Regions from separate parts of the Homo sapiens genome. Here regions 2 and 3 are each linked to region 1. The links are chromatin loops, found by intact Hi-C in ENCODE. Cell type or tissue: PC-3. All regions are shown on one strand. Links, peaks and the distances in the headings refer to the core of each region. The heading gives the core; the rest is flanking DNA.

Evidence for each region. Peaks named below come from ENCODE experiments on the same cell type or tissue, not always from the same donor. Only the 100,000 strongest peaks of a DNase experiment are listed, where the experiment ranks them.
Region 2: it touches region 1 in a loop (5-fold over the local background); 2 of 110 quality-filtered maps call a loop at or near these places.
Region 3: it touches region 1 in a loop (4-fold over the local background); 3 of 110 quality-filtered maps call a loop at or near these places.

Annotation. Positions count from the first base shown.
Region 1 is chr12:88,397,627-88,405,550 of GRCh38, reverse strand. All of the region lies in intron 1 of LOC124902978 (a long non-coding RNA gene), which reads left to right. Among named protein-coding and RNA genes, the nearest start is that of KITLG, 180 kb to the left of the region's middle. In PC-3, for the core only: no CTCF peak of the experiment used is centred there; DNase peaks (open chromatin) are centred at 4,190 and 5,540; H3K4me3 peaks cover 685 bases; H3K27ac peaks cover 1,235 bases.
Region 2 is chr12:88,550,658-88,558,581 of GRCh38, reverse strand. All of the region lies in intron 1 of KITLG (KIT ligand), which reads left to right. Among named protein-coding and RNA genes, the nearest start is that of KITLG, 26 kb to the left of the region's middle. In PC-3, for the core only: no CTCF peak of the experiment used is centred there; DNase peaks (open chromatin) are centred at 4,041 and 5,691; H3K4me3 peaks cover 412 bases; H3K27ac peaks cover 2,843 bases.
Region 3 is chr12:88,321,679-88,329,602 of GRCh38, reverse strand. No RefSeq gene overlaps it. Among named protein-coding and RNA genes, the nearest start is that of TMTC3, 180 kb to the right of the region's middle. In PC-3, for the core only: no CTCF peak of the experiment used is centred there; a DNase peak (open chromatin) is centred at 4,342; H3K27ac peaks cover 2,247 bases.

The DNA of each region.
Region 1 (7,924 bases), core at 1,276-6,275:
GGTAAGGAAAGGATCCAGTTTCAGCTTTCTACATATGGCTAGCCAGTTTTCCCAGCACCATTTATTAAATAGGGAATCCTTTCCCCATTGCTTGTTTTTGTCAGGTTTGTCAAAGATCAGATGGTTGTAGATATGCAGCATTATTTCTGAGGGTTCTGTTCTGTTCCATTGATCTATATCTCTGTTTTGGTACCAGTACCATGCTGTTTTGGTTACTGTAACCTTATAGTATAGTTTGAAGTCAAGTAGCGTGATGCCTCCAGATTTGTTCTTTTGGCTTAGGATTGACTTGGTGATGTGGGCTCTTTTTTGGTTCCATATGAACCTTAAAGTAGTTTTTTCCAATTCTGTGAAGAAAGTCATTGGTAGCTTGATGGGGATGGCATTGAATCTACAAATTACCTTGGGCAGTATGGCCATTTTCACGATATTGATTCTTCCTACCCATGAGCATGGAATGTTCTTCCATTTCTTTGTATCCTCTTTTATTTCCTTGAGCAGTGGTTTGTAGTTCTCCTTGAAGAGGTCCTTCACATCCCTTGTAAGTTGGATTCCTAGGTATTTCATTCTCTTTGAAGCAATTGTGAATGGGAGTTCACTCATGATTTGGCTCTCTGTTTGTCTGTTATTGGTGTATAAGAATGCTTGTGATTTTTGTACATTGATTTTGTAACCTGAGACTTTGCTGAAGTTGCCTATCAGCTTAAGGAGATTTTGTGCTGAGACGATGGGGTTTTCTAGATATACAATATGTCATCTGCAAACAGGGACAATTTGACTTCCTCTTTTCCTAATTGAATACCCTTTATTTCCTTCTCCTGCCTAATTGCCCTGGCCAGAACTTCCAACACTATGTTGAATAGGAGTGGTGAGAGAGGGCATCCCTGTCTTGTGCCAGTTTTCAAAGGGAATGCTTCCAGTTTTTGCCCATTTAGTGTGATATTGGCTGTGGGTTTGTCATAGATAGCTCTTATTATTTTGAGATACGTCCCATCAATACCTAATTTATTGAGAGTTTTTAGCATGAAGCATTGTTGAATTTTGTCAAAGGCCTTTTCTGCATCTATTGAGATGATCAGGTGGTTTTTGTCATTGGTTCTGTTTATACGCTGGATTATGTTTATTGATTTTCATATGTTGAACCAGCCTTGCATCCCAGGGATGAAGCCCACTTGATCATGGTGGATAAGCTTTTTGATGTGCTGCTGGATTCGGTTTGCCAGTATTTTATTGAGGATTTTTGCATCAATGTTCATCAGGGATATTGATCTAAAATTCTCTTTTTTTGTTGTGTTTCTGCCAGGCTTTGGGATCAGGATGATGCTGGCCTCATAAAATGAGTTAGGGAGGATTCCCTCTTTTTCTGTTGAGTGGAATAGTTTCAGAAGGAATGATACCAGCTCCTCCTTGTACCTCTGGTAGAATTCGGCTGTGAATCCATCTGGTCCTGGACTTGTTTTGGTTGGTAAGCTATTAATTATTGCCTCAATTTCAGAGCCTGTTATTGGTCTATTCAGAGATTCAACTTCTTCTTGGTTTAGTCTTGGGAGAGTGTATGTGTCGAGGAATTTATCCATTTCTTCTAGATTTTCTAGTTTATTTGCACAGAGGTGTTTATAGTATTCTCTGATGGTAGTTTTTAATTCTGTAGCATCAGTGGTGATTTCCCCTTTATCATTTTTTATTGCATCTATTTGATTCTTCTCTCCTTTCTTCTTTATTTGTCTTGCTAGTGGTCTATCAATTTTGTTGACCTTTTCAAAAAACCAGCTCCTGGATTCATTGATTTTTTGAAGGGTTTTTTGTGTCTCTATTTCCTTCAGTTCTGCTCTGATCTTGGTTATTATTTGCCCTCTGCTAGCTTTTGAATGTGTTTGCTCTTGCTTCTCTAGTTCTTTTAATTGTGATGTTAGGGTGTCAATTTTAGATCTTTCCTGCTTTCTCTTGTGGGCATTTAGTGCTATAAATTTCCCTCTACACACTGCTTTGAATGTGTCCCAGAGATTCTGGTATGTTGTGTCTTTGTTCTCGTTGGTTTCAAAGAACATCTTTATTTCTGCCTTCATTTCGTTATGTACCCTGTAGTCATTCAGGAGCAGGTTGTTCAGTTTCCATGTAGTTGAGCGGTTTTGAGGGAGTTTCTTAATCCTGAGTTCTAGTTTGATTGCACTGTGGTCTGAGAGACAGTTTGTTATAATTTCTGTTCTTCTACATTTGCTGAGGAGAGCTTTACTTCCAACTATGTGGTCAATTTTGGAATAGGTGTGGTGTGGTGCTGAAAAAAATGTATATTCTGTTGATTTGGGGTGGAGAGTTCTGTAGATGTCTATTAGGTCCACTTGGTGCAGAGCTGAGTTCAATTCCTGGATATCCTTTTTAACTTTCTGTCTCATTGATCTGTCTAATGTTGACAGTGGGGTGTTAAAGTCTCCCATTATTATTGTGTGGGAGTCTAAGTCTCTTTGTAGGTCTCTAAGGACTTGCTTTATGAATCTGGGTGCTCCTGTATTGGGTGCATATATATTTAGGATAGTTAACTCTTCCTGTGAAATTGATCCCTTTACCATTGTGTAATGGCCTTCTTTGTCTCTTTTGATCTTTGTTGGTTTAAAGTCTGTTTTATCAGAGACTAGGATTGCAACCCCTGCCTTTTTTTGTTTTCCATTTGCGTGGTAGATCTTCCTCCATCCCTTTATTTTGAGCCTATGTGTGTCTTTGCATGTGAAATGGGTTTCCTGAACACAGCACACTGATGGGTCTTGACTCTTTATCCAATTTGCCAGTCTGTGTCTTTTAATTGGAGCATTTTGCCCATTTACATTTAAGGTTAATATTGTTATGTGTGAATTTGATCCTGTCATTATGATGTTAGCTGGTTATTTTGCTCATTAGTTGATGCATTTTCTTCCTAGCCTGATGGTCTTTACAATTTGGCATGTTTTTGAAGTGGCTGGTACCGGTTGTTCCTTTCTATGTTTAGTGCTTCCTCCAGGAGCTCTTTTAGGGCAGGCCTGGTGGTGACAAAATCTCTCAGCATTTGCTACGTGATGAATGCACAAGACTCAGTAGCCGATTTGATCAGGAAGAAAGGGTATCAGTGATGGAAAATCAAATGAATGAAATGAAGCGAGAAGAGAAGTTTAGAGAAAAAAGAATAAAAAGAAACAAGCAAAGCCTCCAAGAAATATGGGACTATGTGAAAAGACCAAATCTACATCTGATTGGTGTACCTGAAAGTGACAGGGAGAATGGAACCAAGTTGGATAACACTCTGCAGGATATTATCCAGGAGAACTTTCCCAATCTAGAAAGGCAGGCCAACATTGAATTTCAGGAAATACAGAGAATACCACAAAGATACTCCTCGAGAAGAGCAACTCCAAGACACATAATTGTCAGATTCACCAAAGTTGAAATGAGGGAAAAAATGTTAAGGGCAGCCAGAGAGAAAGGCTGGGTTACCCACAAAGGGAAGCCCATCAGACTAACAGCTGATCTCTCAGCAGAAACTCTACAAGCCAGAAGAGAGTGGGGGCTAATATTCAACATTCTTAAAGGAAAGAATTTTCAACACAGAATTTCATATCCAGCCAAACTAAGCTTCATAAGTGAAGGAGAAGTAAAATACTTTACAGGAGCTGTGTAATTTTTATGAGAGTATGAAATATTTAGATAGTCATTTTGTGTTTGCCTACTGTTTCTTAGGATTCCACCCCTTATAAACAATCCTTTCTCCAACCTCTTATAAACTCTGGTTATGCTTAAACTTAGAAAGCTGAAGCCCCAATTTCCTTTTTCTCCCTTCCTTCTCTCCAATTCTCTCCTTTTATTCCTTTCAACAAACATTTACTGAGCACTTACAGTTGGACACTTTGTTAAGATTCAATAAATAATCTTGTATTCTTTATAATAGCCTTAGGAGATAAATCATATTATAATTTTTCTCCATTAAACAAAAAAATGCTAAGAGAAATTAAGATTTAGAGATGGCAAGAAATTTGTTCAAGTTCACACAAGTAGGTAGTGGGGGAGTTGAGCTTCATCAAGTTAGCTACAGATTCTGTATTCTAACAAATTAAACAACACTGTCTCTCAGCTGTGTGCAAAGTGCATCAAAGTGTAATAACAAGATCAATGTTTTTATATATATGTAGAAGGTATGAGTCATCTCATAAATCTCAGAAGCCTGTCTCAGACATTTTTGCCAAGCATGCATTTTCACAGCAAGTCAGAGACTGGTTAAGTATTTTAATATGAAAGATAGGAAGTTTACCTTTCCAAAACAGTTCGCTGCAAGGCAGTTTGATTTTATGTAACATGCTTTCATTTTCTATGTTCGATTTGCAAAACATCACTTACTCTTTGATGATTTTTGAGGTCTAGGCAAGAAATGAAATGGTGAAGTTGCAGAGAGCTTAAACGTGTAATTAAGAATATCTTCGAGAGGGCTGAAAGGAAGTCATTTTTGCTGTATGTTTACCAGTTGCATTGCAAGGGTAGATTTTGGTATTGCTTAGCAGAAGACTCTTTTTGTTTTGTCTACATATGCCTATGTTGTCAATATTGTTTGAAAAAGTTTGCCTTAGCACAGAAAAAATGTCATACATTGAAATTTTTATTAAACCAACGTACCAGTAAAATTCAGATGTTAACACAGATTCTCCAGACATGAAATAAACATAAGTATTTTTTATTTCTTATCCATCCACTGATATTACAAATTATACAGGATGAACATATGTATGAAAACATATGTATTCCCTTAGAAAAGGTTAGTAACTTTTGGACTGTTGACAAGATTATGCATGCAGTAACTTGTGGTTACAATTTTAAGTGACATTAAATACTATCTTGTAGAACTTAACCTATATTGCTCAGGAGAAGTGTGATCATTCTAACTCATCCCTGGCAAGAAGGTATTATACGCATAGCTTTATTTCTTTATTTCTTTATTAAGAATATTAGGTGCAAAAGGCATTGTGGTTTTGCCATTAGTTTAACCGCAAAAACTGCACCAACTTAATACCATCTGTTGCACATTTCGAAAGACTTTCTTGAGGCTTTGTCCTGTATTAGAAGCAAGCTCCAGCAACTCCAGTTATATAAATGATGCCACAGTTATATAAGGTTCTTTATTTTTCAACAAAGCACAACATCCTTATACTACAGATGAAATTATTGTGGGAAATTTAAGATTGCACAGAAGATTAAGAAGTAGAACCTCAAAAAGGATTACAGGAAAGTAAATAATTTAGAGTAATACATCTTTCTTCTCACTTTTGTAATTTTACATAGTAGTTGTTGCTTGGGTTTATATTGTTTATTATTAAGGCTAAAATATATATACTTTAATATGGAATTAATGCCACAGATATGGGAGTATATTCATTTATATATATATATATATATGCATGTTAGTAGCTTGTTTCTTAATGAAGTACTAGTAGATATTTTTTGAATTTTGTTTTTTGGTTAGTCATCATTCAAGTTGAAACCTTGTCACACACATCTCTAGTCCATTGGCACGTAAAATTATTGTTTTGTTCGAATGACTCAGTAAATCAGGAATTTGTGTCATCAAAGGTGTGTTAAAGTTGCTCTGGAAAAAAAATAAGTCAATTCTCTATACCAGGAAAAATTACATTACATATGTATAGTACTGTAAAATGAGTAGGAGCACCATAGCTAGACATACATGGGTTCAACTTCCTCCCTGGCCAATTTTTAGCTGAATTACCTTGAACCTCAATTCCCTCATCTAAATTGGGATAATAATTTGTATCATATAGGAGTGACATGAAGATGCATGGGAGATGAAATGAAAATTAAAGCAGATCCAGAGATAGAATAGCCAAACATGATGATGATGATAAAGGCTATTATTATGAACTATGTGACAGGCACTGCATCAAGGGCTACACATACACATTTAAATCTCTCAACAACCCCATTAAGTAGCTTTTACTATCCCAAACTTACACAAGGCAAATAACATTCAAGGACATTTTAAAAAACTAGTCAAGGTATCACCATTATTAGTTGACCATATGGGATTATTGAACCCATGCCTTTGTGATACCAAAAGTTGAGCTTCTTATTACCATACTTATACAAAACCTCAGGTGCAGTATCTGGGATAGAATATATACTCAGCAAAAGTAGACTAGTTCTGTGTAAGTGTATGCGTATGTATTTTACTAGAAAAAAAGTATTTTCTCTATTGGTTATCCCATGTGAACTAGATTTTAAATGTCTTTACATTGTTATGTGACACATAATAAAATTACTGTTTCTTACTTCTATTATCTTAAATTATTTTTCAAATATTTCTTCAAATATATATATTTTTAATTTTTGTAGATTCGGGGAATACATGTTCATGTTCGTTGCATGGATATAATACATAATAGTGGCTGGGCGCGGTGGCTCACGCCTGTAATCCCAGCACTTTGGGAGGCTGAGGCAGGCAGATCACCTGATGCCAAGAGTTCGAGACTAGCCTGGCAAACATGGCAAAAACCCATCTCTACTAAAAATTATCTATATAAAAATTAGCTATCTATTATCTATATAAAATATTTATATAAAAATTAGCTGGGGGTGGTGGCACACACCTGTAGTCCCAGTTACTCGAGAGGCTGAGGCAGGAGAGGTGGAGGTTGTGGTGAGCTGAAATTGTGCCACTGCACTCCAGCCTGGGCAACAGAGCGAGACTCTGTTTCAAAACAAACAAACAACAACAACAACAACAACAACAACAAAAACATAATATTGTTGTACCCAATAGGTAATTTTTCAACTCTAACTCACCTTCTTCCCTCCCTGCTTTTGAAGTCCCCATGATTTCCTTCTGTATATTCATGTGTACTCATTGTTTAGCTCTCACTAACAAGTGAGCACATGTGGTGTTTGATTTTCTGTTTCTGAGTTATGTTACTTGGATATGGCTTCCAACTCCATCCACGTTGCTGCATAAGAGAGGATTTCATCGTTTTTTATTGTTGAGTAGTATTCCATTGTGTATCTATATAACATTTTCTTTATCCAATTATCCATTGATGGACACTTAGATTGATATCAATACTTTGCTATTGTGAATAGTGCTGTCATAAACATTAAGAATGCAGATGTCTTTTTGATATAATTATTTATTTTCCTTCAGGTAGATACTCAGTAGTAGAATTGCTGGGTCTAATGGTAGTTCTAATTTTAGTTCTTTAAGAAATCTCCATACTGTTTTCCATATAGATTGTACTAATTTACATTCCCACCAGCAGTGTAGAAGCATTCCTTTTATGCCACATCTTTGCCAACATCTGTTATTTGTTGACTTGTTAATAATATCCTGATGGGTGTGAGATGATATTTCAATGTGATTTTAATTTGCATTTCTCTGATGATTAGTAATGTTGAGCATTTTTTCATATGTTCATTGGCTACTTGAATATGCTCTTTTGAGAAATGTCTGTTTGTGTCGTTTGCTTAATTTTTAATGAGGTTTGTTGTTTTTCGTGTTGAGTTATTTGAGTTCCTTGTAGATTCTGTATATTAGACATTCGCTGGATGAGTAGTTTGCAAATATTTTCTCCCTTTCTATAGGCTGCTTGTTTCACTGTTGATTATTTCTTTTACTGTGCAGAAGCATTTTAGTTTAATTAAGTTCCATTTGCCTATTTTTGTTTTGGTTGCATTTGCTTTTGAGATCTTAGTCATAAATACCAATGTCCAGAAGAGTTGTCACTAGGTTTTCTTCTTTCTTCTTCTCTTTAGTAGGTTTTTACTGGTATTTTTGTAGTTTCAGATCTTACGTTTAAGTCTCAATCCATCTTGAGATAATTTTTATATATGGTGAGAGATATGGATCCAGCTTCATTCTTCTGCATATGGCTATCCAATTTTTCTAGCAACATTTATTGAATTGGAT
Region 2 (7,924 bases), core at 1,445-6,444, 150 kb before region 1:
AACAGTTTATTCCATCCCACTAAAAAGGCAGTTGGTATGTCTCACACACATTGCATAATTCGCAAAGCCAGTTTGTGACCTTTGCCAATCAAGCTTGTCATCTGATGTGACAGAGAAAACGATCAAGATTGTGAACGTTCTTTGAGCTCATGTCTCTAGCTCCACTCATTTTGATGATATTTGGAAGCAGTTAAAGTAGAGTATAAAGATTTAGTTTATTCTCATGTAGTAAAAGATCCAGGTTGGTGGGTGGCGGGTCGTGAGGGGTGGGGGGAACTTTGTTGAAAATTTTCTGAGCTGCTTCCTCAGATTTTTATTTATTTATTTATTTATTTAAAAGGTCTTGTGAGACTAAACTTGTCAGATTTTCAGTAGCAGATGTGAAAATACATATGAGCACATTAATTACATCCATAGTGGGAAAAAAACACAAAAAGGTTCTAGGAAATTCAGGCATTCAGTCTCAGATTGGGCACTTGGGATCAGATGGCAACTGAAGCCTATGCTCATTTCACATCACCAAATGGTTTGGAGTTCAAAATATTTTAGAGATTTTAAATAATTACATAATTTTTGATTTACATGAGATCTCACTTTCAGAAGCAAGTCACGTATTTGAAAGAGTATAAATTATGATTTATGTTTCTGTAGCTGTTTTTAGAGAGCTACAGCCCTCAGATTCTTGTACATCAGGGTGATGTACAACCCTCAGATTCTTGTACATCAGGGTAGTTCAATTTTAAGAGCAGCTAGTTGGCATAAGAGTAAACGGTGCCCGTGTCCATGGAGTGCTGAAGATGCAGATTTCAGAACTTTCATGAATTTTTAAAATTATGTTTCCATACTTTGGCCGGTGTTGGGGGAGGTCTGCTCGTCTTATTTCTTTGAAAATACACACTTATTGCAGAGAGTTGGCGGTAGATATATAAACCTAGCTAACTTAAAGGGCATCTGAGAAATGGCGTTTTTAGTTTTCCAGACGTGATAGTTGAGAATTAAACTAGTACCCATCAGTTTTCTAGACTAGCTCAGTCTGTTACACATCATTATCCTCACAGAAATTAGAATTAGTCATTAGCTCGCATCTCCTTAAAATTAAGTGGATTATACTGTGTAGGGGATTTTTTTCCCCTCTGCTTTGTATAACTGCTAAAGAGCTTTATGAATAGCTAATGATCTACTTTTTAAACCATTGTTACTAATTAGATAGTCTATACTGCTGTCACAAATGCTTACTCTATTATGTACATCTTTATTAAAATTAGTAACAGTAAAAACCTGAACACTCAGGCCCTATATTCTTGCCTGAGGTACCAGTCTTTTATCAGGGATTTTTACACAGGGTCAAAACTTCTGAGCTCACCTGGCTCTGTTAACCCCAGGTGAGTTGTTCCCTATTCCTAGGCCATTTAAAAAAGAGAAATGCTGAGTTTATTATTTTAGTCCCACTCTTTCAGGGCTGTGTGTTCCCTTCTACCAAGACCGAAGTGAACTTTTCTAGCCCTTTCCATGATCACTCACTCTCTTCTTTCTTTTTTGGCAAACTGTAGTAATATACCCTTGAAATTCCCTCATACTCATTCACTCCTGTAGTCCATCCACTGTGATTGACTTTTAGTTCCATCAACTCAATGGCAACTGCCCTCATTAAGGTCAGCTCCATTAAGTACTCTTTAGTAAACATCATATTGACATCTTTTAGTGCTTGTTTTATTCATTGCCCTCTCCCTTTGGTATTTTTTTTCCATTGGCTGCTGTACCCCACAATCAACTGATTTCCCTCTCATGTATTTGGCTTCACATTCTCTCATCTCCTACACAGATAGTTCATGATAGAATGGTATCTATCTATGGTATGGTAGTATTCACTAAGGTTTTTGGTGATAAACTCCCAGACTCCTGCTGCCTCTTCTCTTCCTACATATCTGGATCAGCAGATAGCACCACTTTTTACACAGTCACCCAAACTGGAACCTGGAAGTCATTTGTGCCTCTTCCCCTTTTGACCCTACCCTCTTTTCATTAGTCACCAAGATCTTCCGTTCTACTTCCATATCCTGTTGAACGTGTTCATTTCTCTCCATTCTCACTGCCACTGCCCTAGTTAAGGCCCTTATCATCTCAGCTTTGGATTACTTCAGTGACCTCCTAATGGGCCTCATGCCCCCAGGTTTGTTGCCCTCTCTCCCCCAGTCCATCCTTCATTCTGATGCCTGATAAACCTTTTAACAATAAATCAGATCTTGACACTCCCTTGCTTAAAATCATTCCAGGTCTCCCCAGTGCTTTTAAAATGAAATCTAAATCAATTAGCAAGGAGGGCCTCTGCATATCTCTCTAGCCTTGCCTTTTTTTTTTTTTTTGCTTATTCTTTGAAACTTATTTTCCAATGGAGTAAAAAAATCACAGAATTCTAAGAACATGCCTTGTTTCCACACTTCTGTGGGCACCTGCTACTTCCTCTCTCAGGGGTCTTCTCCCTCACTAACTTTGAGTTGGCTGCCCCCGATCACCTTTGGAGAAGCTTCTCCCCCCAGAAACTATCAGCCCCTCCCTCAAATGCCCCTGTCCCCCAAATGCCCCCCTCCCCAAGTCAGGTTTAGCTGTACTTGGGGCAGGGGGCAGTTGAGGGAGGGGCTGGGCCTTTTCTCTCTGACTCCCACCACTGTGCTGTGTTCTCTAGTAGCTTGAGCTTCCTGAGGCCAGTGATCATAGTCTTTCTGTCTTTATCTTATGTATTTATTAGATACTCCATACATGTCTGTTAAATGAAGAAGTGGCCCCTGGGATAATGTTACTAGAAGTCTGAAAGCACCCAATTTTGTTTTTATAAGAAGAAACAACTTATCGCTTTATTTTTTGGGTTTCTCCCCTCCCTCTAGCTATGTAAATTTTTGTTTAAGCTATAGCTAAGTGTAACTTGATTTACCTGCTCGACTCATTTATTCAACCTGGTAATAACTTGACATGTAATTTCAATTTGAAACTGATTGAGTTAAAGAGACCTATATGCCTTCTGTAACATGACCCTTTAAAATAAAATTTAGTAGTTCATTAAATATAAATGAAGTCAGTTTTATTATCTAACTGGCCTAGTATTTTTCTTTCCAGCATAGATAGTGTAGGTTTTGGTTTATATCCAATCCAGCAATTTCCTAGCAAAGTGGCCATAAGGAAGTTACCTAATCTCTCCCGAATTGTGTTTTGCTCACCTGCAGAGTAGGGTAATAATATCTACCTGGTTGATGGGAGGATTACAGGAAATAATATCTGCAAACTGCTTGTCCTATGCACAGCCCCTTAGAAGTCAATATATTTTGAGTTATTTCCACTTTAAGTAGTATTTACATGTAGAACGAGGACTGATTATTAAAGGGTGAATTTCCCCAAATTTTTCTCATGCATTGAATACCTTGAAATCTTTAAATTCCCGTTACATTAAATTCCCTTATTATATTACATTGTCTGCCTTTTCATATTAAGCAACTTCTTTCTAGTTTTTTTTTGTTATAAGAGCATATTCATTACATATTTTAATGATCACCCATATTTTAAAACATTTTTAGCTTACTTCTTCACAAAAGGGAAGTTAGAAGAGTATCTTTACAAGATTTTGGCACCCACCAATTTGGACTCCAAGTTGGTCTGAGTTTCAATTAGTTACTCTGGTAACATCTGTTTTATTGATAGTAGTTAAGTTTCAAAAACTAACAAATCTACTAAATGTTTCAGTTGTCCCTTTAAGATTACTTAACAGTGCTTAGAGAAGAATTTTAGTCTGTGTAAGATGATTAGGTATTTTCCTTATAATGTTTAATGGTAAATTTTTAAGCAATTAAAAAGATCTGAAAAAAGAAGTCATATAGAACTGAATGGTTATTCACCAAATGAGGATCCTGTTGTTGGTTTACATAGATTATTTTTGGAAGATATGGTTCATATGAGTTAAGAAGACCTGAACTCAGGACCAATTACCATACCTGTATCTTGGTAACTTGCTTTCCTGTCTTTGGGTAGTTGAGCCAGTTGGCTCTCTTCCAAAATACATTTGGGCTACAAGGGAACTGCCTGCTTCAATAGCTGGTATGCAGGATTAAAGAGAAGATGAATGTTGTTTTTGGCAGCAGCTGCTGTTTTGTTCAGGGCAGCTCTAATACCATTTCGTAGGTCTGTGCATAAAGAAAATGAGCTACACAAACACTTAACTCTCTTTTTGACTTTGTGACGTCTGTAATATGGACCCTGACAATGCATATTTTAAAATCACTTCTCATATTCATAGAGAAAAAAAGGCTTTTTTTCTGTATTTTATTTTTTTGTTTTTCCAAGTTTAGAGGATTGGTATCTTCTGGTTTCTTGAACAGCATATGTCCCCCTGATATTCTTAGGCTGCATGCATTTTAATTTCTACTGAAGGAAAGGAATCTGCAGTGTGACTTATGTGTTGCAACACACGTTCAGATTAAGTCCATGGTTTGTTTTGGGTGTTTGTAGCTCCTTTTCCTGGCATGTGGCCTTTTACTGTAAGGAAAGCTCTGTGTTCAGGAGGGATTGGTTATTGAGTGAATAGTCCACTGGAGTCTGCTGATGTTTGTTCTCAACAAAAATGAAAATTAAGCAAGACCTTTGCCTTTGAGGTCTTCAACCTCATCTTCTTGTAAATCCCTCCCACCCCAGACTTCTTTAAAGTACTTTTCTAGTACTGTCTGCTACTGTCTGCTCCCAGAAAAGGACCAGCCACATCTGTCACTGATGTTAACATAAATTTTAGTCAGTATTACTTCCCTCTACCAGAACTGTTTCTACTGCATGCCTTGGTTGTAACAGTGCACACAGATTTCTCATTATTTTTTTTCCTAATCATGTAAATGATTTGAAGGCAACATTTAGCAATGAAAGGATTATTGGAATTTTGTGTGTTGTGGGGGAATAAACGGGGGACACTTTTGATGCATGTTTCTGAAAACAAAAATCGAGAACTACCCAGGACGATATGTGTCTATACAATGAAAGACTATCCAGAAATGAGGGGTTATCACACAATGAGCTTGACCTAGAGAGAAAAGTTGTACAATGATAAAACAAAGTAGCCAAAGAAAAATGTCATATACAGCTGCAGAGAATGTTAACAGAAAAAAAAAATAGATGATTACCCAAACTGAAAAGATACATTTTAGAGCAGAAGTCACAAACACAGGGACATTTTGCTTCAGTGTATCTCCATTAGGGTGTGTGTGAGCGTGTGTGCACACCCACATATTTAGGCACCCTATTCCCTCAGAGTTTCCAGAAATTGGAAGAAGAGGAAGAGAAAACAAAGATAAATATTTTGTTGATATATTGGAACATGTCATTTAATTGGAAGTCAGTTGTCTGTTAACTGAAGCTACTCTAAACACAGTTCAGAACTAAGAAATAAATGAAAAAGGTGTGTGAACTCAAAGTCAGTGTCAAAATATTCATGTGCTAAAGGTCATACTCTTTGTATATGGGAGATCTACTCTATAAAGTCTTTTCTCAGAAAGTTTTACTCAAACATTTTTGAAGTACTTGTCTTCTGGTTTCCTAGCCGATGCAAAGCCCATAAACCACACAACAAATAATTGCATAACACCCATAGTTTGAATAGTTTCTCATTTGATTCTTACTACTAGTTCATGAGATGGGTAAGGCAAAAATTATTTTTACTATCATTTTATAGGCTGATAAATGGATACTCAGGGAGATTAGCTGACTTGTTTGAAGTCACATGGGAAGGGACTGAGAGGTTTTCTGGATCCATGTTCTGCCCATGGTTTCCAAAAGCGTTTTTTTTTTTTAATTTCTTCTTGCCCTTGGAAACCTTTGTTTAAACAGAATCTTACTCAGAGGCATGAACAAATAAAACAACAAAAAAAGCTGAGCTGCTCTGCTTAAAATAAAGGGTGCGGGCCAATAATTCTGGCAGAGGCAATTCACTTTCCTCATTTGGAATAGCTTGACCATCACTACACTACACCTTTCATTCATTCATTCATTCCAAAAGTATTTCAATTGAGCTGTGTTTTATTTTTCTATTGCTGCTGTAATAAATTACCAAAAATTTAGTGACTGGCCGGGTGCAGTGGCTCATACCTGTAATCTCAGCATTTTGGGAGGCTGAAGTGGGTGGATTACCTGAGCTCAGGAGTTCAAGACCAGCCTGGCCAACATGGTGAAACTCTGTCTCTACCAAAAATACAAAAAAAAAAAGAAAAGAAAAAGGCCAGCCATGGTGGCAGGCACCTATAATCCCAGCTACTTGGGAGGCTGAGGCAGGAGAATCACTTGAATCTGGGAGGCGGAGGTTGCAGTGAGCCGAGATTGCACCACTGCATCCCAGCCTGAGCAACAGAGAGAGACTCTGTCAAAAAAAAAAAAAAAAAATTATCATAATTTTGAAGATCAAATGTTCAAAATAAGGCTCACTTACATCAAAGTATCAGTTGGACTATGTTGCTTTCCAAAGGCTCTAGGGGAGAATCTATTTCTTTCTCTTTTGCAGCTTCTAGAAGCTGCCTACATTTCTTGACTCTTGGTCCCTTCTCTCTATTTTCAATGCCAGCAAGGACATGTTGAGTCCTTTTCAGGTCACATTTCCCCGACCCTTCTTCCATCATCGCACCTCTCTCTGAACAGAGCTGGAAAATAGTCTCCATTTTTAAGGACCATGGGGATTAGATTGGACCCAGGGAATCTAGGATAGTCTCTTCATCTCTAGTTCTTAACGTAATCATGTCTGGAAAGTCCATTTTGCCATGTGTGGTGATGTATTCACAAGTTCCAAGAATTAGGACATGGACATCTTTGGGGCCATTATACTTCCTGCTGTAAGCTCCCATATGGGACACATGTTGTGTTCATCATCAAGAGTGCAGGAGACTAGAAATAGGCATGTTAGCAGTAACAATATGTTGCAAGTAATGACCTGACAATCTGGGGGAAACAGGAAAACTAAGGAACAAACAAATGAAACCTAAAATAAATTTTTAAAAGTTATACAAACAAGTACAGTAATTTGGAACCACTTGGAGAAGGGAAGCTACAACTACATAACTGAGATACTTTGAAAGTCTTCCTTTTATTTGATGAACCTGAACCGTCACAGAAAAGCAAAGTTTAATATTTCAATTCACTGTTTAAGAAATCAAAGTGTGTGTACAATATTAGAAAGACTTCTGTGTAGAAAAGTTAATACTGAAAAGTTTCTTTTTTATATAAAGAAGTAAGCTCTGCATTTCAGCTCTCTCCTGAGTATACTGATGAAGGAGGTGTCATTACTGCTTGGCAAAAATCTCAATATTTCTAACTTGATTATCTCCCTGTCCTAATGTTTAGCTATGCCAGAATGAATTCTTTAATTTTATGAAAGGTGGATATTTTTAATGGTAGCAAAGTATATGCAAAATTAAATTACAATATGAATTTATTTATAATGGCTTTAAAATAAAGGGCTTTAAGAAATATAGGTTTTTCAGAGATATTTGAATGTTCATAAGCTAACATAGATTTAATTTTAGCATTGACCCAGTGGATTTTTACAAAATGAACAAAACTGTGTCTTTGTAAGATATTTGAATTTAACTGATGCAAAAAAAATTTATGTTGCCCTGATCAAATCATTCTTCAATTATTATAGCAGTCTGTGTTGATATATTTTAAGGAACTATCAAAGGACATATATTAAAAATTATGATGACTTGAATAATATAGACTATTCAGCTGTGGCATGGAATATGGAACAGACTTGTCTCCATATGCTTGATATTTGCAAAAGTATTAAAGTTTTAGAGATCTGCTATCGCATCACAGTTCTCACAAACCATCTAACAGATTTGCAGGAGTTCTGGGACAGTGTAGAGGGGCTAAAAGGACAGGAGTTAGAATTGGACAGACCTGGGCTTAC
Region 3 (7,924 bases), core at 1,445-6,444, 76 kb after region 1:
GTCAGTCTGGTACTAATTGTTTTAAAAAGCATATGAGCAGCCTTCAAAAAGCATATTTGTTTTCAAAAAGCATATTTTCTGAGACTTTGCTTATCTGACCATGCTTTTCTCTTGTTTGTTGTTGATATGGTTTGGCTGTGTACTCACCCAAATTTCATCTTGAATTATAGCTCCCATAATTCCCATGTGTTATGGGAGGGACACAGTGGGAGGTAATTGAATCATGGGGGCAAGTCTTTCACATGCTGTTCTCATGATAGTGAATAAGTCTTATGAGATTTGATGGTTCTATAAAGAGGAGTTCCCCTGCACATGCTCTCCTTTTGCTTGCCACCATGTAAGACATGACTTTGCCCCTCCTTGCCCTCCACCATAATTATGAGACCCCCCAAGCCATGTGGAACTCTGAGTAAACGAAACCTCTTTTCTTTACAAATTACCCAGTCTCAGGTATATCTTTATTAGCAGCGTGAGAACAGACTAATACCCTTGTTAAAAACAACTTAGCAGGGTGCTAAAATCTAGATCAAAGACATTTCCTCTCAAGTATCATAGGGGCTGCATACCACAATTTAAAAAGCACATGTTTTGGAATCAAGTAAACTTACATTAGATTTTATTTCTATAACTTTATGGCTATGAGATTTTGGTCATGCTCTGTGTCTGAATCTCAGTTTCTACAAATGAGGATATATTACCTACCTCATAGGGTTGTTGTTTGAAATAAAGAGATAAAATATGTAAGTATGTTAAATGCAGCAGGCATTCAAATAAATGATATGATAAATATTTTTATTATTAGATGTTTCTTGTTATTCTGGTACTTAGGGCTGTACAAGCAGTCTGAGTATACTCTAATTCCTGTTCTGAGGGTAAGATTTTGGTTGCTTGTTCTTTTAGTCATTGTTTCTATGCTGGATAAAAAGAGGACTTTTAACTTATGACTGCACCTCAAAAAATAATATATCTAAATGTATATATTTTAATGGATTTTTTTCTAGAATGTAGTGAGCTCTTTGAACAGATACCCAGATCCTTTTTCAGCACAGAAAATTGTTTTTTATTTATGCTTCTTTTAATTGCTTATTCTGATTTTACTGGTGATATGGTTTGGCTCTGTGTCCCCATCCAAACTCATCTCAAAATGTAATCCCCATTTGTCAAGGGAGGGACCTGGCGGGAGGGGATTGGATCATGGGGCTGGTTTATAACAGTTTAGCACCATCCTCCTAGTGTTGTCTTGTGATGGAATTCTCATGAGATCTGGTGGTTTAAAAGTGTAGTGCTTCCCCGTTTTGCTCTCTCTCTCCTGCTGCAATGTAAGTTGTGACTTGCTTCCCCTTCATCTATGATTGTAACTTTCCTGAGGCCTCGCCAGCCATGTGGAACTGTGAATCAATTAAACTTTTTTCCTTTATAAATTAACCAGTCTCAGGTAGTTCATTATAGCAGTGCAAAAACAGACTGGTACAACTGGTTTTTATTTTTGAGATTTTTTTGCAGCTAAATGTACTCTCTGTATACTGACTCTATATTCTTTGTACACCATGTCTTTTATCTTCACTATCACAATTTTCTTATCTTTGTTCTCTCTATATATGTTCTGTGAGAGCTTTGGAAGTTTATACACTGATTTAATTTTCTACAATATCTTTTACTGCTTCTTTAACTCTGCAGTGGATTTTATCTATGCTATTTTTCTTATTTTTTAGAAATCCTTACTTAGTCTTCTCTCTTTTTATCTCTTTTTAACCTCTTGGTAATGTCCTTTTAATGCGTCATGTTTTCCCTTTATAATTTTCTGCTACTATTTCAAAAAGGCCAAGACTTCTTGCATTCTATTAAGGATGTACACTCATTTTCTAACCCATATGATAGACTGTATGTTAGGTTGTGTTTGAAATACTCTTTCCCCATGGTTTTGGATACTGTTTTTTCAAACCAAATCTTTTCAGATTTGTATTTGTCAACAGACAGGTTATGTGGATTGCCTCTGGTTCAATTCATACATTCTTGGATAATGATTAAATCTATTTCTCAAATCTACAGCTGGAGAGAAAGTTAATATAAAAAGCTCTTGGATAAATTCTCAGTTTTTTGCGAGAATATTCCTTGTTCAGCTATGTACCATTGGGACTGCTACTTATCCTTGATATGATTTGGATTTGTGCCCCTGCCCATATCCCATGTTAAGTTGTAGTCCCCAGTGTTGGAGGAGAGGCCTGGTAGGAGGGGATTGGATCATGAGGGTGGATTTTCCCTTACTATTCTTGTTATAGTGAGTGAGTTCTCACAAGATCTGGTTGTTTAAAAGTGTGTAGCAATTTCTTCTCTCTCTTCCTCCTTCTCCAGCCACGTAAGTCGTGCCTACTTCCCATTCACCCTCCTCCATGATTCTAAGTTTCCTGAGGCCTCCCCAGACATGCTTCCTGTACAGTCTGTGGAATTGAGTCAATTAAACCCCTTTTCTTTATAAACTACCCAGTCTCTGGTTGTTCTTTATAGCAATGAGAGAATGGACTAATACAGAAAACTGGTACCAGAAAGTGGGGCATTGCTGTAAAGATACCTGAAAATGTGGAAGCAGCTTTGGAACTGGATAATGGGTAGAGCCCACCCCTCGCATCAGTGTTGCCTGGATGTGACACATGGAGTCAAAGGAGATTATTTTGGGACTTTAAGATTTAATGACTGCCTTGCTGGGTTTCAAACTTGCACAGGGCCTGTAGCCCCTTGGTTTTGGCCAATTTATCCCTTTTGGAATGGGGGTAGTTAGCCAATGCCTGTACCCCCGTTGTATTTACTGAAGTAAATTTTTTTTTCTAATCACTTCAACTTTCATATATTTGACAAAGATTCCTCCCCAAATCTGACTCTAGGTAGTCTATGGACCTTAGTGTTTAATATTGCTTTGTAACATTTTCTCCCATTACCTTCGTAAATGTTTTAGTGGAAAGTAAGGGAAAAGACATTGGAGACTATCAGACAAATGCCATGTAACTAAAAATTCCAGATGAGATCATTTTTTGATTGATTCTTTTTTTAATTTCTTGTTAAATGTATTAAGGATTAGTTCAATCTCTGGTTAGACACCTTATTCAAATGCATTCAATTTATTCAAATTATGTTATTTAAAAGCATCTTTGATACTTGGTGGTCTTGAAGTTCCTAAATTTCTTTGATGTCATTCTGGTGTTCTTATCACATGTTACTGTCAAGAATCATATTGCAGAAATAACAAAGAAGAAAAATACATCAGAAATTTCACAGCATCTGATAGGCTCACTTTTGTATAGTTTTCCAGTTGAATTAATAGTTTTTTTATTTTTGAAAAAAGGTTGGAAAAGTAATGAATGCATTTTAGACAATTCGTCTGATCAGCATTGTGCTAAGTGCCTTCATGTATCATTCCCTATTTAAGTCTTTAAAAGAGAGGATATCTAACTATCATTATTACAGATGAGATAAAATGAGCCTCAGAGAAGTCAAGTGAGCTGTTCAATGTTATACTGTTGGTCAGTGTCCAGCTAAATTTGCAGCCTAGCTCAAATCTCAGTGGCTGCTGAGTCCCTGGCTCCAGCACACCATGATAAACGTTTAGTATCAGGGTGAAAACAACTGACACGTTTATATTTTGTATGCTGTCTTTAAACAAATTCTTAACCAGACACAAACAACAAATGGGTTACACTGATGCCAGCATTTTAAGATTTTTGTTATTCTGCCTTTTGCCGAAAGTTCGGTAAAGCAAATAGTTACAATAAAATACTTTTGAAAATATCTCTGCTCTCTCATAATACATCATAAACTGTTTATAAAATTAAAACATTTGAGTCACAACTTCCTGCTTGTTGTGTAATAATCTACTGTTTGAAAATAGTTGTTTTGATAGCTGGAATCTATTATTAATCATTTTGAGAAGACAGAGGTTTCTAAGTGGAAGGAATTTGAAGGAATGTAAGTTTATGGGCCTATGCCTACCCTCTAGAAATGCTAAGGATTCTACCTCCTTATTACACAAGCCATAAAGTCATCAACTATAGCTTCCAGCAGGGTGATACACCACTGTGCTCTGCTGGCCGTGAAGCCTGCAAGGAATTGGGCTCAAGTCCTATTTTTCAGGGAAGCTGGAGTAGAATTAACAGGAGTACATGGGCAAAACATGGATTAAAACTGTAGCCCTAATGGTGGATAGGAAGCAACAATGAGAAACAGTCACCAAAGAAACTCAAGAAAATACAGGCTAGTTATGGGCCAAATAGAGATAACTTATGGGAATTAAGTGAGCTGCAGAGCTGAGTCATTCCAGGAATTCTGCCTGAAAATGAGACAGGAGAGAACAAGGATATGGTTCAGCTACAGGGAAATAAACATAGGACAAGTATCAATAGACACAGACTCAACCCAGCTGGCTGAGTCAGTCAGAGTCATGTCTTCCCACCACAAGTGCTCAGGATTGGAAAAGCAAAGAAACTTTGGGTAGTAAGATGCAAAGCAAGGGAACTTATATCACTCTCTCCATCCACAATCTCATTATTATCATCACACACACACACACACACACACACACACACACACACATTACAGGCAAACAGATTTTGCAGAAACATGCTTGTTCTTTTACAATGTTAGGAGATGGACAAAACAGGACAGGTCTTGCTACTATTCATCTTGTTCAGGCATTTTTTAAATAAGAAAATCAAGCTTCTTGCAGCAGCTTGGATGCTGATAGTCAGTACTCACTGGATCTTCTTATTTGAGTATTTCCCCTACACAATAGGAAAAAGGGGACCTTTCTCTATAGGCTTAAAAAAGATGCAGAAAGTTTTCTGACTTAAAAGTACAACCCATAATTAACATAATTAATTTTAGAAAAATAAGAGAGACACTGATATGTGTTCATGGTCTATTATATGTAGGGTGGTCATGCAATTACGTATAAATAAGATATGTCATCTAATAGACAGCTAAAACTTAGGCATAAATAAATTTCAAAATACTGGTAACTTAGAATCACGTAATAATGTGATTCTGATGTTAACTGTCAATCCCTCCTGATAAAGATAATTGGTGAAACTTATTAGCCATTCATTATTCCTCTTTTACTTCTCACATTAGTTGCCTCTGTGACAATGCATTCTGGACTATTACTAGAGGTGATATACAAATTACAGCTGTTTCTATGTCTCTAAGTTAAACATAAGGGTCCAAAAAATTAAAAGTGTAAGAACTAATGTCACCAGTGGTGGTTCTCTTGATTTAGCCATGCCTTTCTATTGGCTACAACACAGATTCCTGCAAATACAAGGTTCACTTTCTTTTGAGTAGCTTCCTAGAAAATACCTGTAATAAAACAACTTCTTAATGTTTCCTTAGAATGTTGTCCACAGGTCTTTCTGACTGTTGATGAAAAGAAACCATTAAGGCCAAGATCTTTAAAACAGACTCTCTCTTCTTCATCCCTAAAACACTTTGCTCCATGGTTATTTAATTTAATTAAAAATTGAATATATCTTTGAGAGTAAAAGTTATCCAAATCAATGTTGTGATTTTGCTGTTTAATAGTTCTGTGTATACTGAATTAGCTGTAGGAATTAGGGGACATGGAAATGTATTAATATTTCCCCTTCAGAGTTATTCGATAATAGCTTTCAAATTTTTAAGTGTACATGCCCTGACATTTCTGTTTTCATAAAATTTTTCCTCAAATATATACATACAAATTCTTTGTTTTTATTTTTTTTAAATTTCTCACACTACATGGCTGTATATACAAATTCTTAAAGATTACATATAAGCACATGTATTGCAGTATAATTGATAAGTTGAAATCCATCTAAATGCCTATAATAGAGATTTGGCATATTAATTGCAGGAACCTTGCAATAAAATATTAGCAATTTTTAAAAGAATAAGGTAGATTCTGTAAGAGTCAATATAAAAAGACAACCAAAATATATTAAACAGAGAAAACAAAGCCTAAATTCCCATGTAAACTACAATCACAGTTATGTTTAAACATACATGTCTATGAAAATGCTTGTATATACATAAAACATTTCTAGAATGATATAAAAGATATGGTTTATAGTGCTTATCTCTGGAGAATATCTTAAAGGTGAAAGGAGGAAAGGATGATTTTGATGCATAAACATCTTTATTGTTTGACATTGTTAATTTTATATTATTTTTATTAAAAGTTTAGTATATATTTTCCATCCTACTGACCAAAGAGGTTGACAAAAGTAAGCACTCCTAATACCAAAACCCTTAAAGAGAGGGGAAAAAAAGTCTTTTTATGGTTGAAGTGATCCAAGACAGAAATAGTGGCACCAATTTTCCATGCTACCTTCTCCCAATTTTGAATTCATGAATGATCTTCTCAAGTTTTAGACATCCTTCAAGAGATGGCTATGATTGAAAATGCAGATTGTGTCAATTACACTTTTAGACCTTGACTTGTGCCTTAGTTTCCTAGGGCTGCCATAACAAATTAGCACACACCAAATGGCTTACAACAGAAATTTATTCCCACCCCCAGTTCTGGAAATTGAGAGTCCATAATTCAGGTATTGGCAAGACCATGCTCTCTCTGAAGGCTCTAGGTGAGAGTCTTTTCTTGCCTCTTCCAAGCCTCTGGTGATTACTGGTAATCCTTAGCATTCCTTGGCTTGCAGTTGCATTATTACAATCTCTGCCTCTGTCTTCACATGGCCTTCTCCCCCATGTCTGTCACTGTGTCTCTTTTCTTCTTATTGGAACAACAGTCAGATTAAATTAAGGCCCATACTAACCTAATATGACCATGTTTTAGCTTGATGTAATCCCATGATACAAAACCCTGTGACTAAATAAGTTCACATTCACAGGAATTGGAGTTTAGGCCATATATATATATATATATCTGGGAGACACCATTCAACTGCTACAACTTAATTGTTTTAGATTCTTCATTTTAAGTTGTTTATTCCATGGAATGAATTATAAGGGATTGTATAGGGGTAAGTGTAGCAGCTGAATTAGCAGTGTTGTTTCCACAACTATCTCAATTTCTGATGGGGCTTGATATGGTTTGCATCTGTGTCCTCCCCCAATCTCATGTCGGATTGTAATCTCCAATGTTGGAGGAGGACCTGCTGGGAGGTGATTGGATCATGGGAGCAGATTTCCCCCTTGCTGTTCTTGTGATAGTGAGCGAGTTCTCACGCAATCTGATTGTTTAAAAGTGTGTAGCACTTCCCCATGCTCTCTCTTCCTCCTGCTCTGTCCATGTAAGACATGCGTGCTTCCCCTTTGCTTTTGACCATGATTGTAAGTTTCCTGAGGCCTCCTCACCATGCTTCCTGTACAGCCTGTCGAACCATGAGCCAATTAAACCTCTTTTCTTTATAAATTACCCAGTCCCAGGTATTTATTTATAGCAATGTGAGAACAGACTAATACAGGGCTCAAAGCCTTTTACAACTGTACTCTCCATCCTCCTCATGGATGTTTATCTCACAATGTATTTATTAATATCTAAAAAAACAAAGGCTTATTTTTTATAAGGCCTAATGTTTCTGCCCATTCAGAAGAATGAAAGAGTTTATTAGTCTGGCTCAATCACTTTATATAATTTAAGACAAAACTATTTAGTAATACTCAGAGACTAAAACATTTTTAAATCTAAAATATGCTAAAGAGAACAGGTGATCTCTGATGTAGTGTTAAATATACTCATATATGAAACTAAATACACAGATCAGGACTCTTACTTCTCTGTTAACAAGAGCAAAGAGTCATAACATCATAGCTTAGAAATTTCATGATATATACAAGCCAATATTGACTTTAAAAAAATTTTTTTATTATACTTTAAGTTCTGGGGTACATGTGCACAATGTGCGGGTTTGTTACGTATGTATACATGTGCCATGTTGGTGTG